3 separate regions of the Homo sapiens genome follow, and all the other regions are linked to region 2. A link is a contact called in ENCODE Hi-C or POLR2A ChIA-PET data. All regions are on one chromosome and are shown on one strand. The core of a region is the stretch at or near the end of the contact, and the rest is flanking DNA. Distances in the headings are between cores, read along the strand shown.

The links. Hi-C counts contacts between places; a loop is a spot of excess contacts on that map. ChIA-PET counts read pairs that join two places held with the same protein, here RNA polymerase II (POLR2A). Pooled maps may share reads with other maps.
Region 1: a map of CD8-positive, alpha-beta T cell shows a loop between it and region 2 (5-fold over the local background). The contact joins the promoter of PEBP1 here to the promoter of SLC8B1 in region 2. A Hi-C loop is called at or near these places in 1 of 168 maps with a recorded cell type or tissue (CD8-positive, alpha-beta T cell) and 2 of 50 pooled maps. POLR2A ChIA-PET finds 5 or more read pairs at or near these places in 1 of 52 experiments (CD4-positive, alpha-beta memory T cell).
Region 3: a loop to region 2 is called in a map of naive thymus-derived CD4-positive, alpha-beta T cell, with 22 times the contacts of the local background. The contact joins the promoter of WSB2 here to the promoter of SLC8B1 in region 2. A Hi-C loop is called at or near these places in 1 of 168 maps with a recorded cell type or tissue (naive thymus-derived CD4-positive, alpha-beta T cell). POLR2A ChIA-PET finds 5 or more read pairs at or near these places in 1 of 52 experiments (activated T-cell).

What each region holds. Positions count from the first base shown.
Region 1 is chr12:118,134,217-118,138,408 of GRCh38, reverse strand. PEBP1 (phosphatidylethanolamine binding protein 1) reads right to left here and starts at 2,285. Exons shown (of 4, transcript NM_002567.4): 1 at 2,065-2,285; 2 at 261-370. The coding sequence starts at 2,199. LOC101928274 (a long non-coding RNA gene) reads left to right here and starts at 2,417. Exons shown (of 4, transcript XR_945409.4): 1 at 2,417-2,552. RefSeq lists a silencer at 1,908-1,997 and an enhancer at 1,990-2,490.
Region 2 is chr12:113,333,859-113,338,492 of GRCh38, reverse strand. It overlaps SLC8B1 (solute carrier family 8 member B1), which reads left to right and starts at 3,384. Exons shown (of 16, transcript NM_001358345.2): 1 at 3,384-4,050. RefSeq lists a silencer at 3,174-3,463.
Region 3 is chr12:118,059,252-118,063,809 of GRCh38, reverse strand. It overlaps WSB2 (WD repeat and SOCS box containing 2), which reads left to right and starts at 2,631. Exons shown (of 9, transcript NM_018639.5): 1 at 2,631-2,774. The coding sequence starts at 2,762. It overlaps LOC124903030 (a long non-coding RNA gene), which reads right to left and starts at 2,350. Exons shown (of 2, transcript XR_007063479.1): 1 at 2,130-2,350. VSIG10 (V-set and immunoglobulin domain containing 10) reads left to right here. Exons shown (of 9, transcript NM_019086.6): 9 at 1-217. RefSeq lists a silencer at 3,172-3,221.

The DNA of each region.
Region 1 (4,192 bases), core at 1,036-3,535, 4.8 Mb before region 2:
AATAAATAACTAAATAAAAATGTAAAAACCATTCTTAGCTCATGGGGCTGTATAAAAACAGGCCACAGGTGGATATGGCTCTCGGCTGTGAGTTACAGACACCTGCTGTAGGGGGGCAAAAGGGCAGGAAAGGCACTCTCTGGCTTAAGCATGGGTGGGGGCATCCCAAACCAGGTCTACTTCTCTGTGTCCAGCAAGGGACTTACACCCGATAACTCATCTCTGCATGACCTGCTCTTCTCGTCTTTCTCACCTCTCACCTGTATTTGGGATCCTTCCTGCTGGGAGCATCCGGGTCTGTCAGGACCAAGGTGTAGAGCTTCCCTGAATCAAGACCATCCCACGAAATGCTGGTGGGTCTATTCTTAACCTGTATGAAGGAACCAGTTTGCAGTAAAAAAGTCAGAAATGCTGAAGAAACTGGCTGGGTGTGGTGGCTCACGCCTGTAATCCCAGCACTTTGGGAGGCCTAGGAGAGAGGATCACTTGAGGTCAGGGGTTTGAGACCAGCCTGGCCAACACGGTGAAACCTGCCTCTACTAAAACTACAAAAATTAGCTGGGCATGGTGGCGGGAATCTGTAATCCCAGCTACTCGGGAGGCTGAGGTGGGAGGATCACTTGAGCTGGGGAGGCAGAGGCTGCAGGCGGCCAAGATCACCCCACTGCACTCCAGCCTGGGCGACAGAGTGAGACTCTGTCTCAAAAACAAGAAATGCTGAAGAAACCAATACTCTTTCTTTGATCTCAGACTCTCCAAAGACAAAACAGAATAGATTTTTAATAAAATCAATGACCCTGTATTGACTGTAAGAGCCAGGAGCTGGAGTTTTATATACGTTATGTATTTTATTTGAGACCAGGTCTCCTTCTGTCACTCAGGCCGGAGTGTAGTGACGCTATCAAGGCTCACTGTAGCCTCAACCTCCAGCGCTCAATCGATCGATCCTCCCACCTCAGCCTCCTGAGCAGCTGGGAACTACATGCTCACACCATCACACCTGGCCAATTTTTTTTTGTAGAGTTGGGGTCTTGCTATGTTGCCCAGGCTGTATATTATTTCAGTCCCAACAACACCATGGGGCTAGTATCCCAGCACACTATTAAGAGAAACAGATAAGGCTGGGATTCCAACCCTGGCACTGAGTCCCCTCTCAACGACACCCTTACATTGTCTGTCCGGAATCACAGCGTTTCTGGATTTGGTGATCAGGAGGTTACCTGGAGCCTGCTGAAGTGAAATCTGCATTAACTGTACGTTTCAAAGTGCAAAGAAAAGGAGAAAGCCAAGGTGATGAGAGGCGGGCAGGGAGCAGGAAAAGGGAGGCTGTGTTAGATGGGCACTACATATTTAAACATCCAAAAAAATTAAATTCTGTGAACATCCAAAACAATGTAAGGTCGGGGCAGTTTATTTTACGCTGTTGCCCGGAGCTTCATAACCAACTAGCAGTGGCGTCTGCAAATCTAGTTTCTTCACTTTCGGCAGCCCCAGCCGTGGGCGTGGGAGGTCAAAGACCAAAACTAAACCGTTGCCCTCCAGCGTACCGGCTGGACGCTCTCGACCCATTTAACAAAGGAGAAATCGGCCGGCGCGCTCATCGCCAGTTACATAATGCGTCACAGGCTCTCGGGTGAGGCTTCAGCCCTCCAAAACCAGGCCTAAAATGCTGAGGCCCTAGGGGAAGCTCTGGGGGCGTCCGGGCAGCCACAGCCTACTCTGTCCCGGCGACGTCCCTCTCCAGCGCCCTGGCCTGTGGGGGGAGAGGGGGATCCGGCCTGTTTCCGAACCTAGGTCCCTCTTGGGTCTGAAGCCCGGGAAAAGTGAATGAATTTCTGCCGCAGGCCGAACCTGCCTGGCCACGCCACAGGCCGGGTTCCCGGTGCTCGGGGTGGCCCCCAGGCATGGGACATGGACCCCGGGACCTCTGGCCTGGGGGGGCCTCGACACACGCAGGCTGAACCTCCCCACCGCCCCTGGCCCTGTCTCCGCTGGGTCCCACCCAGGAGGCCGGCACAGGCCTCCGCGCCGTGCCGCTCGCTGCACGCCCGCCGCCCGGTGTACCTGGGTGGGCGTCAGCACTTTGCCCAGCTCGTCCACCGCCGCCCCGGCGTAGGTGACATGCAGCGGGTGCTGCGGCTGCTCGTCCACTTCTTGCAGGCTCAAGGGCCCGGACCACTTGCTGAGGTCCACCGGCATGGCGAGGCCAAGCAGAGCGTGCAGCCGGGAGTGCCGCGGTAGGCCAGGCGCGGGCGACAGAGGCGACGCGGAGAGCTCAGCACACTGGCTCGGGAAGACGCAGACCCAGCGACCACGCGAGAGCACGCGCCTCAGCCGCCGCCCAGCCCCGCGCACCGCCCCACGTCACGCCCACCGCTCCCTGGCCTCTGATTGGCCGAAGCTGGCAGAGCAGGGCCTCTCGCGCTCCTGGGTCCATGCAACCTGCTCCCTGTGGCTGCCGAGTTCTCGGGAACAGCGGCTCGGCCTGCAAGGCTGTTGTTTCAAGAAATGAAAATGAAGGGCGCCCTGGAATAGGTTCGCCGAAGAGAGAGGTTCGTGTCTCAGAAAGTGTCGCTGGGAAAAAAAAATGCAATTGAATTCGCCTTGGTTGCGTTTTGGTTTTCTTAATTTTTTGCATGATTCTTTGCTCCACTTTCCAAATTCAGCAACATGGCCTGTCGCGGTGGCTCATGCCTGTATTCCCAGCACTTTGGGAGGCCAAAGCAGGAAGATCGCTTGAGCCCAGGAGTTTGAGACCATCCTGGACAAGGTAGCAAGACCCCGTCTTTACAGAAAACTTAAAAAAAAAGAAAAAAAGAAAAAAGCCAGACACAGTGGTGCATGCTTGTAGTCCTAGCTACTCCGGAGGCTGGGGCGGGAGGATCACTTTTTTTTTTTTTTTTTTTTGAGACGGAGTCTCTCTGTGTTGACCAGGCTGGAGTGCAGTGGCGTGATCTCGGCTCACTGCAAGCTGCGCCTCCCGGGTTCACGCCATTCTCCTGCTTCAGCCTCCCGAGTAGCTGTGACTACAGGCGCCCGCCACCACGCCCGGCTAATTTTTTGTATTTTTAGTAGAGACGGGATTTCACCGTGTTAGCCACGATGATCTTGATCTCCTGACCTCGGCCTCTCAAAGTGCTGGGATTACAGGCGTGAACCACCACGCCCGGCCGATCACTTCTTGAATCTAGGAGTTTGAGGCCGCGGTGAGCTACGATCTTGCCACTGCACTCCTGTCTGCGCTTCAGAGCCAGATCCCATCTTCTCATACACACACACACACACACACACACACACACACACACACACAGCAAATTCAGAAACAGTAAGGCCTTGCTTTTCTCCTGCACTTTAAAACGAGCCAGATTCTCTGTATTTTCGCACGTGATCACTTGTCATAGTAATTGCCTGGTGAGAGCACCTGAGTGAACTTTTGAGCATTTAAATATATGGGGAAATGTATTTGTCCGTTTTCTCCACACACAAAATTCGTCCTCACAAAATTCCTGAGAAATGTTTGGGTTTTGGTTTTTTATGTTTGTTTTTTGAAAAACAATTTTAAACCATATTTATTCATACCAAAACTGCTCTTACTGTGACCACAAGCTGCTTGCTTTTTGCTGAATATGATAAGCACTATTTTTTTTTTTTTTTTTTGAGACGGAGTCTTGCTCTGTCGCCCAGGCTGGAGTGCAGTGGCGTGATCTCAGCTCACTGCAACCTCTGCCTCCCGGGTTCAAGCAATTCTCCTGTCTCAGCCTCCCGAGTAGCTGGGATTACAGGCAGGCGGCACCGCGCCCAGCTAATTTTTGTATTTTTAGTAGAGACAGAGTTTCACCATGTTGGCCAGGCTGGTCTCGAACTCCTGACCTCATGATTCGCCTGCCTCAGCCTCCCAAACTGCTGGGATTACAGGCAATAAGCCACCGCGCCCAGCCAATAAGCACTATTTAACAGTTCTTATCTGTTTTGACTCTTGACATTGATAATTCCTCCCATGGAATAAAAAGTTGTCTCTTGATTTACATTCTTACTAGGAAATAATACGAGTTCATTGTAGAAAATCAAAGAAAAAAACCCAAAGAAGTAGAAATCCCCTTCTATCCCACTACTTTGTTATAAACGTCAGTAATCATTTAGGGTATATCTTTCCTATTTAAAAATAATATGAGTATAGATGATTTTGTTGTTT
Region 2 (4,634 bases), core at 2,135-4,634:
TGGTGATATCTAAGCCTCACCCTAGCTACCAGGGTCAGGCCCCTTGGGGAAGGAGGACTTCAAACTCAGCAATTCTGGAGTTACTTCTCAAGCAGCAGATGACCTGGGGAAAAGCTGACCCCGGAGTAGGATGACCCCGGAGCAGGCTTGGAGATTGTGACACACAGACACTACTGTGAACGCCCCTGTGCTGGCAGCCTGGACATGGGGATGAACCTGGCCTGGTGCTGCTTCGAGGTGCTCCCAGCCTGTGGGGGACATGGAAAGGTAAGTTAATGCATTGTTGTAACAATGGAATAATTTTTATTTTTTATTTTTCTTTGAGATGGAGTCTCACTGTCACCCAGGCTGGAGTGCAGTGGCATGATCTGGGCTCACTGCAGCCTCCACCTTCCAGGTTCAAACAATTCTCGTGCCTCAGCCTCCCAAGTAACTGAGATTGTGGGCTTGTGCCACATGCCTGGCTAATTTTTGTATTTTTAGTAGAGACGGGTTTTTGCCATGTTGGCCAGGCTGGTGTTGAACTCCTGACTTCGGGTGATCTGCCCACCTCAGCCTCCCAAAGTGCTGGGATTACAGGTGCGAACCACCACGCCCAGCCAACAATGGAATAATTAATGGGGACAACAAACCCTTCCACTGAGGGAGTGTTGACTCAGCATCCAGCATGGGGTTTGGGGCTCTTCACAGTGTCCTATTTCAGCTAGGCATGGTGGCTCATGCCTGTAATCACAGCAATTTGGGAGGCCAAGGTGGGGGGATTGCATGAGCCCAGGAGTTCAGGACCAGCCTGGGCAACATAGTGACACCCTGTCTCTACAAAAAATGAACAAAACGAGCCAGGCATGGTGGCACACGACTGTAGTCACAGCTACTTGGGAAGCTGAGGCGGGAGGATCGCTTGAGCCCAGGAGGTCAAGGATGCAGTGAGCCAAGATCACACCACTGCATTCTAGCCTGGGTGACAGAAGGAGACCCTGTCTCAAAAAAGATAAGGAAAAACATCTGGAAGGACCTCAGGAGGTTGGTACTAGTATCACTCCCATTTCACCAAGGGGGAAACTGAGGCTCAAAGAGAGGCTCTAAGTGTTTATAGAAGGTCCTACAGAAACCTGATGTTCTGCGATTCCAAACACATCATGCTCCAGATCACAATGTCACCTGCCCAGAGGTGGGAATTAGAGGTGTGCTCTGAAGGTGGGGAGCCCTGTGGCCATGTGGAGGGGTTGGGGGGAGGGTGGAAGACCCCCTAGTGGCGGTGACCTCTGAGCTGAGCCTGACAACATGAGTAAGAGTTTGTCAGGTGGAAAAGAGATAGGGTGTCATCAGGGCAGGGGGCTCGGAAGGAGCAGAGGCAGGTGGCTGTGAGCAAGAGGCCGATACGTTCAGGGAACAGGGAGCACTACTGGGCAGGAGGTGGAGGTAGGGGTGAAAGACGATTTCAGAAAGGTGTGCTAGGGCTGGATGCTGAAGGGCCTTGAATGCCAGGCTTGGCGTTGGGCCTGGGTCCTGCCCATGACGAGGAAGCAGGTCCTACCGTAAGGATAAGAGATGGGGTGACTAGATGCATGCTAATGGCAGAAGTGGGGCTGCAGGCAGGAGTGGCCTGGGAGGACACACTCCAGCCTTAAGGACCCCAGGTCCAGGCCCCATGCCTGCCTCCTCCCATTCCCCCATCCCCCCAACAGAAGAAAAGGCAGGATGAACAGAGCTTCCCCAGGAGGCTGGGAAACTGGAAATAGGGGGAGATACTGGTACATCCATCAGCAGATCACTAACTCCTCGGTCTTGATTTGTTTGCCACCTTCTTTTAAAAACGATGCTATGTGCCCCCTTCGGCAGCACATATACTAAAATTGGAACAATACAGAGATTAGCAAAAAGAAAAGGGAAAAAATTAAATACAAATTTTAAATATTAGATAAAAAGGTGGGCATGGTGGCTCACACCTGTAATCCAAGCACTTTTGTTACAGGAAAGGGGTCCTGATCCAGACCCTAAGATAGGGTTCTTGGATCTCGCGCAAGAACGAATTCAGGGTGATTCCATAGAGTAAAGTGAAAGCAAGTTTATTGAGAAAGTAAAGGAATAAAAGAATGGCTACTCCATAGGCAGAACAGCCCTGAGGGCTGCTGGTTGCCCATTTTTATGGTTATTTCTTGATGATATGCTAAACAAGGGGTGGATTATCTATGTTTCCCCTTTTTAGACCATATAGGGTAACTTCCTGACGTTGCCATGGCATTTGTAAACTGCCATGGCGCTGATGGGAGTGCAGCAGTGAGGACAACCAGAGGTCATTCTTGTCACCATCTTGGTTTTGGTGGGTTTGGGCTGGCTCCTTTACTGCAACCTGTTTTATCAGCAAGGTCTTTATGATAACCTGTATCTTGTGCCCACCTTCTATCTCAACCTGTGACTTAGAATGCCTTAACCGTCTGGGAATGCAGCCCAGTAGGTCTCAGCCTCATTTTACCCAGCCCCACTCGAGATGGAGTTGCTCTGGTTTACACAGCTCTGACACTTTGGGAGGCAGAGGCAGAAGGATCGCTTGAGACCAGGAGTTTGAGACCAACTTGGGCAACATATAGAGACCTCGTCTCTATAAAAAATTTTAAAAACTAGCCTGGTTTGGTGGCACACACCTGTGGTCTCAGCTACGTGGGAGGCTGAGGCGGGAGGATTATATAAGCCCAGGAGTTCGTGACCAGTTTGACCAACATAGTAAGAACATTTTACAAAAAATGAACAAAATTAGCCGGGCATGATGGCACTTGCCTGCAGTCCCAGCTACTTGGGAGGCCGAGGTGGGAGGATTGCTTGAGCCTCGGAGGTCGAGGCTTTAGTGAGCCGTGACAGCTGCTACTGCATTCCAGCCTGGGCGATAGAGTGAGACCCTGGCTTAAAAAATTAAAATTTAAATTAAAAAAAAAAAGCTATGCTACTAGAGGGGAATGTTGAACCCAATTAGGATCTCAGAAGGATTTCAGTGAAACCGCGAGAACTTTCCTGGGCAGGGTGGGGCTTTCTCCACCTGGGATTTTCCCAAACCTCTTTGTCACCATTCATTACCAGGAGCAGCTTGACACCCTCTGGTTCCTCTACCCTCGGGAAATGAACCTCCTAGTTTCACCCTCTAAATGTCCCTCTCCGGCTTCCTGCAGTCCTTACCCATCGGCTTGTATCTCAGTTTCAAAGCGGAGGGAGAGGACGGTGGAGAGTGGGAAGACCCTACGAAGCTCCCCGGGAGCTGTACCTTTAAGGGCAGGGGCGGGGCGAGCCCCGAGGGGGCGTGTCCTGAGGGCGTGGCCGAGACCGGGGCGGGGCGAGCCGGGGCGGGCCCGGACGGGAAGAGTAGGGGCCCGGACGCTGCAGCAGGCGGGGCACCCGGACTGGCGGCTTCGCTGGCGCAAGGTCGGTCCGGCGGCCAGGGACCTGGAAGGCTGCGAGGCCCTGCGAGGTCGAGGTTCGGAGTTTGCTGGTCCCAGGCCCGGCCCGAGGTAAGAAAGAGCCGCCTCCCCGCACGGCCGGAGGACCCGGGCGCCCCGAGTTCGACTTCTCAGCCTCCGTCCGGACGGGAAACGGAGCACGGAGATGTTCCTGAGGTCTCTTTCCTGGGAAGCGCAGCCCCGATTTCCCGCCCCTGTCCCTTAGCAGGTCGGCGACCATCCGAGCGCTGGGCATCGGCCCACGCGTACAGAAGGCGCTCAATAAATGCTCACTAGTGAATCAGTAAAATAAATCGGCAGCAAAGAGAGACGAGACGCATGCTGATCTTCAGGTGTTGGGGACATCAGGGACGCGAACATTTATTGAGCTCTTATTGTATACCGCGTCGGCCAGCATTTGTGTCCATTTCACACATGAGGAATAAGAGGCCCAGAGAGGTGAAGTGACTTCCTTAAGGCCACACAGATAGTAAGTGGCCGAGACGAATTTGAAACCAGGGGTGTCCTGTTTGAACTTGGTGCCAAATAGAGTAACTCGGACTCCAGTTGGAGGGGTTCGGGAGAACCATAGAAGAGGAAGGGCCGTGTCTTCCGTGGACAGGTAAGGAACCTGGCTGGGACAGGCGCCTTTCTGACCTCTCTTCCCCTCCCTACCTCCTCTCCCTCCCCTCAGGCTGCCAGTACATTGAGAAACACCTGCGCAGACTTAAAGAAAAAAACGTTTTTATGGGGTTTGGTTTCCTGATTGCAAAAATAAGACATACTCATCGTAGAACACATGAAAAAGCCAAAACAGGAAATTTAGTTTGCTGAGGACTTTTGTTTTTCCAGTTTAATTCCTTTGAAATATATTGAAGCCATTTTGGCCCTGGTCTTGAGGGAAGAGGCACATGGTGGTGACCAGCCCGGCCCCACTGCTAACCCGCGGTCTTTGAGCAACTCAACTTCCTTCTTGCCCTTAAGTTCCCTGTCGGAGGGGCTGTGGGCTCTGTGACCCTCTTGCTGTGTGACCTTGGGCAGGTTCTGGAATTCCTCTGCTGGGTGTGGTGGCTCACGCCTGTAGTCCCAGCACTTTGAGAGGTCAAGGCCGGCAGATCACTTGAGGCTAGGAGTTCCAGACCAGCCTGGCCAACATGGCGAAACCCCGTCTCCGTTAAAAATACAAAAATTAGCTGGGCATGGTGG
Region 3 (4,558 bases), core at 1,382-3,881, 4.7 Mb before region 2:
AATCATCCTTACTAGGCAAAATGTATTATGATGCAATAAGTGCCAACTGATATTTCTCACGTTGGGACTGGCCAGGAACTGCTGCAAAGAAAAATAAGCAGCTCCTTCTCCATTATTTACATTTTAAGATGTGGTGGGGGGAGGTTGGGAGAAATTAGTTCTGAGGTTATCATATGCCTTTTTTAAAAGATAATGGAATAAAGCTATTTTTAAGTAAGTGCTTTTGTGATCTTGATTGAGACCTGGTTAGTAAATTGAAAGACTTGGAAAAACGAACTTGCCAAAAAAAATTTTTTTTACTAGCTTTTTAAAAATTGGTAACAATATTCTTCTCACCTCAGCCCCGCCTTTTTTGTTTTTTTTTTTTTTTTTTCCTCCAGACGGAGCCTCCATCACCCAGGCTGGTGTGCAATGGCAAGATCTCAGCTCACTGCAACCTCCACCTCCTGGGTTCAAGTGATTCTCCTGCCTCAGTCTCCCGAGTAGCCGGGTTTACAGGTGCCCGCCACCACACCCAGCTAATTTTTGTATTTTTAGTAGAGATTGGGTTTGGCCATATCGGCCAGGCTGGTCTCGAACTCCTGACCTCAGGTGATCTGCCCGCCTTGGCCTCCCAAAGTGCTGGGATTACAGGCATGAGCCATCGCGCCCCGCGACCTTACCCTTTTATTCTTTTCCATGACGTGTACATAAAAACGAGGCCTGTAAGACTCCAGGAATCGAAGGAATTTGGGAGACAAAAAATGGAGACTCAGAAAATTAGAGAAGAGAAAAATGGGAGGGGGGAGCCTGGACAATAAAACGGGGGTCCTCAGGAGGCAGGAAATTAGCGATTAAATGGGAGCAGAGGTGGAGGAGGCCGACACTGGTGCCAGAGATAAAAGTGGAGTCCCAAAAAAAGGGGTGCGCTGGGCCGTTTTTAAAATTGGGAAACATAAAAAATACCCAGTGGAAAATGAAGAGAGAGAACGGGGCATGCTAAAGTTAACATGGGCGGCGAGAAAGGGACAGGTAGCCAGCGGAAAAGGGGGAGACTGAGAAACCGGCAGGTTCAAAGAAAAGAAAAAAAAAAACCGGCCAAGCGGGGTGAACAGGAGTGTAACCCAGGAGGCCAAACGGGACACAGGAAGGACGTACCCAGGGCTCATAAAACAGGGGCCTGGGTAAAAAAACCCGAAACATTAAAACGGAGAGACCATGGTGAAAAAGAACACGGGAACCTCAGTTACCGTAGAAAACATAGGTTGCGTTAGGAAGCAAAGAAATTTAAAATGGAACCACTGCGATCCGGAGCTCTGGGACCAGTGACCGGCAAATGGAGAGGGCACTTGGAGGGAAGCGAAGAAAGGCGGGGAGAAAGGAATGAGAGGCGGGAGAGTGACTTGAATGAAGCTGACACCAAGAACCGCGGGAAGAGCTTGGGCCCAAAGCAGGAAAGGGAAGCGCTCGAGTTGGGGGTAAGGGGAGGCATTTTGGGGACAATGAGCTGAGCTCAGTAAGAAATCCCCAAGCCACTGATACTACTGGGGACCGGACAACTAAGAAATGGGGTCTTTCAGGCATGAAAAGCCTCCATGATGACTCCTGCCCTGGCCCTGGAATGTTAAAAAGGGGGCGTCTGACCCAAGCGAGCCATTTCTTGAGGCTATGCGGGTAGACAGGGAGAGCAGGTTTCTCAGGGGGACGGGGACAGGCGAGGCTGTCGCCGTAGGTAGGTAAGGGGACAGTCTTCTTCCGAATCGCTCCTGCCCCGTTTTTTATCTCGTTCCCACCCCCACTCCGGTTTTCACCCTGCCCTCCTCTCCCCACCGCCCCGTGTTCTCCTCACTTCCCTCTCCCATTACCGGAGCCATTGAGTAGCCCCCCTTGTTTTACCCTAGCCTTGACCCTCGCCGCACCCCCCAATTCTTACGTCCTCCCCAGCACCCGGTTATTACACCTTCCTTCCACCCCCTCCCCATTTTCCCCTAAGCCCAGCTCTCCCCAGGTTTCTTCTCGGCCAGTATTCCCTCCAACCTATTTCTCCCGCCCCCATTTTTACCCGTTTCCCCCCTCATCGGCCTTCGCATGGCTCCATTTTCACCTGCCCCTCCCCTCGATTTCGCTTCAGCCCCTTTGGTTCCCCTTACCCCCACAGCCCTCGGTCTCCCTCTCTCCGTTCTCCCCGGATCGCCGCTTCCCCTGCTTGGTTTTTCTCTCAGCCCGGCTCTACCACTCTCCAACACCCCCTTTTCCCCTGAGCCCGGCTTCCCCTACTCCGGTTTCTATCGCTCCCCTTTTCCCGGTTTCCCTCAGCTCTGTTCACCTCCCTCCCTTCCCCGTTTTTATCCGGCGCTGGTTCCCCTCAGGACCCCGCACAACCCCTGGGTTTTATCCCGTTCGCGCCCCACCCCGTTTCCGCTCAGCTCCCCCCACCCCTGCCCCATTTTTATCTGGTTCGCGCGTCTTCCCCGCCCCCGTTTCCCCTGAGCAACCCCTCAGCTTTTATCCCGTCAGCGTACCGCCTCCCCGATTTTCCATCTTTTCCCTCAGCTGCCCCCCACCGTTTTTATCCCGTCCGCACCCCCCCTCCGTTTCCCCTGCGCCCCGCCCCCGCGCGTCTCCGCCCGCGCCCACCGCCATGTGACGGGAAGCAGCTGATGGCCTCTCCGGGCGGCGGCGGCGGCCTGGCCGGGGCGGGCGGCGCGGGGGCGGCATGAGGGCCCGCGGCCCGGGGGGCTGAGGCGCCCGCCGCCTGCCGCGGGGGCCGCTCGCGTCCTCCATGGAGGCCGGAGGTGAGTGGGGCCGGGCGCGCCCGTTCCCGCCCGGCGGGGCCCTGGCCCGTTCTCCCCGGGGAGGGGGGAGGCGACCCCGGGGCGGGCTGGGCGGGGTGGGGCGGGGGCTGGACGCGGCGGGGGCGTCCGGCCTGGGAGGTCCGCGCGGGGCCGGCGGGGGTGCGCGCCCGGCGACCAGCTTTGTTTCACTTTCGTTGTCAGTGGCCGCCACCCTGACTCCCGCCGGCGACAGGATCGGGAAGATCGGGCTTCTGCGGGAGGAGATCCCCCGACCGGGACAGAGGGGGCTCCCGGGTGGGACTCGGGGCGGGGGGCACCAAGCCCTAAAACGGAGATCCCCAAGGGGGTGGGTGCCCCTGGGTACCCAGGTGCCAGGGGACGCACTTGCATGTCTGGATGGGAGTCACCTCTGTCCCTCACAAGCTGTGTGATCGTGACAGTGGACAAGCCACTGAACCACCGCCACCCACGTCTCAGTTTTGATCTGCAAAATGGGATAATCCTAGTACCTTCCTCGGAGGGTGGCTGGGACCCGGTAAAAATGGGGTCTGGGGTCTGGGTTCCCTATTGAAACAATCTATTCCCAGCCTCTCCCACTGGAGATTAAGTCAGTGGAGGTGGGGCGGGACTGGAGACGCTGATCCCTGGTGACATGTATGATCAGGCAAATTTAGGATACACTGATGGGTGGGGACCTTGCCTCTATTCTTGTTAACTGCCATCCCCATCAGAAGACAGCGTGGAAGTCAGAGGATATTGGATATACCTCAAGCCAGCCCAGATGAACATAAAATCTCAGTGGGAAAGGTGTGTCTCTTATGCAAGGGGAAAAAAACCCCAAGACGCATGCACGCCTTGGCCCTCTCCCCTCCAACGACCTTCCCTCGGAACCCCACTTGGGATAGATTTAGAATTGATTCCGGGAGTCCCAGGTCTTGAAGGACCCGAGTTTAAATGTAATTTCCTTAGGAGAAATTTTCAGAGCAGGTTCAAGGCCTAGGGCTCAGAATTTGTTCCAGAACTTCATGGTAATCTTGCAGCCAAGTTCAAGCTTCATCCTGGTCTGGAGGGTTCTGATTGCTGATGGCTTGTTACTGTGGGTGGGAAGGTTGAAATCTGGGTATTCCCTGGGGTGGTGTTACTTTTTAATTTAGGAAATGACATTTCTTTGTTTGCTGAAGTCAGGCATTGAGTTAAAGGCAGCTCTCTCTCCTTCCCATCTAGATAAGGGCTTTCTTTTCAGTGAGTGTTACCCGTAGAATTCTTTTTAAAAGGGCCCCTACTGTTTGTGTAGATCCTATGTGAATCTTTTTATAGCTTCCGTTTGATTTCCATTGCCTCCTTACAGTTCAATCTGAAAGCAATCTGTAGCTAGCCTGCCTTTTTAACAGAAATCTGTTTCCAGTTCTGGGGTTTTCCTAAAGATTGACAACTTCGTTTTGAGGGTGTGGGCAGGGTTGTTGAGAGCTGCCAAGTTACTGTACAAAAAAGGCCAGAGTTTTAACTTATTTTCAAATGGAATAAAGCCCATTGTAAAGGAAATACAATGGGCAACAGTTGAAATCTTCAGAGCAATGGTTAGACTTCACTTATTCATTCAGCAAATATTTGTTGAACGTCTACTATGTGCCAGGCACCCTCTAGGCCAGCCCCGACCAACAGAAGTCTAATGTGAGCCACGTATGTAATTTAAAATGTTCAAGTAGCCACATTAAAAAAAAGAAAAAAGAACTAGGTGACAATTTAAAAACTCTTTCAATACAACATGTCTAAAATATTCCTGC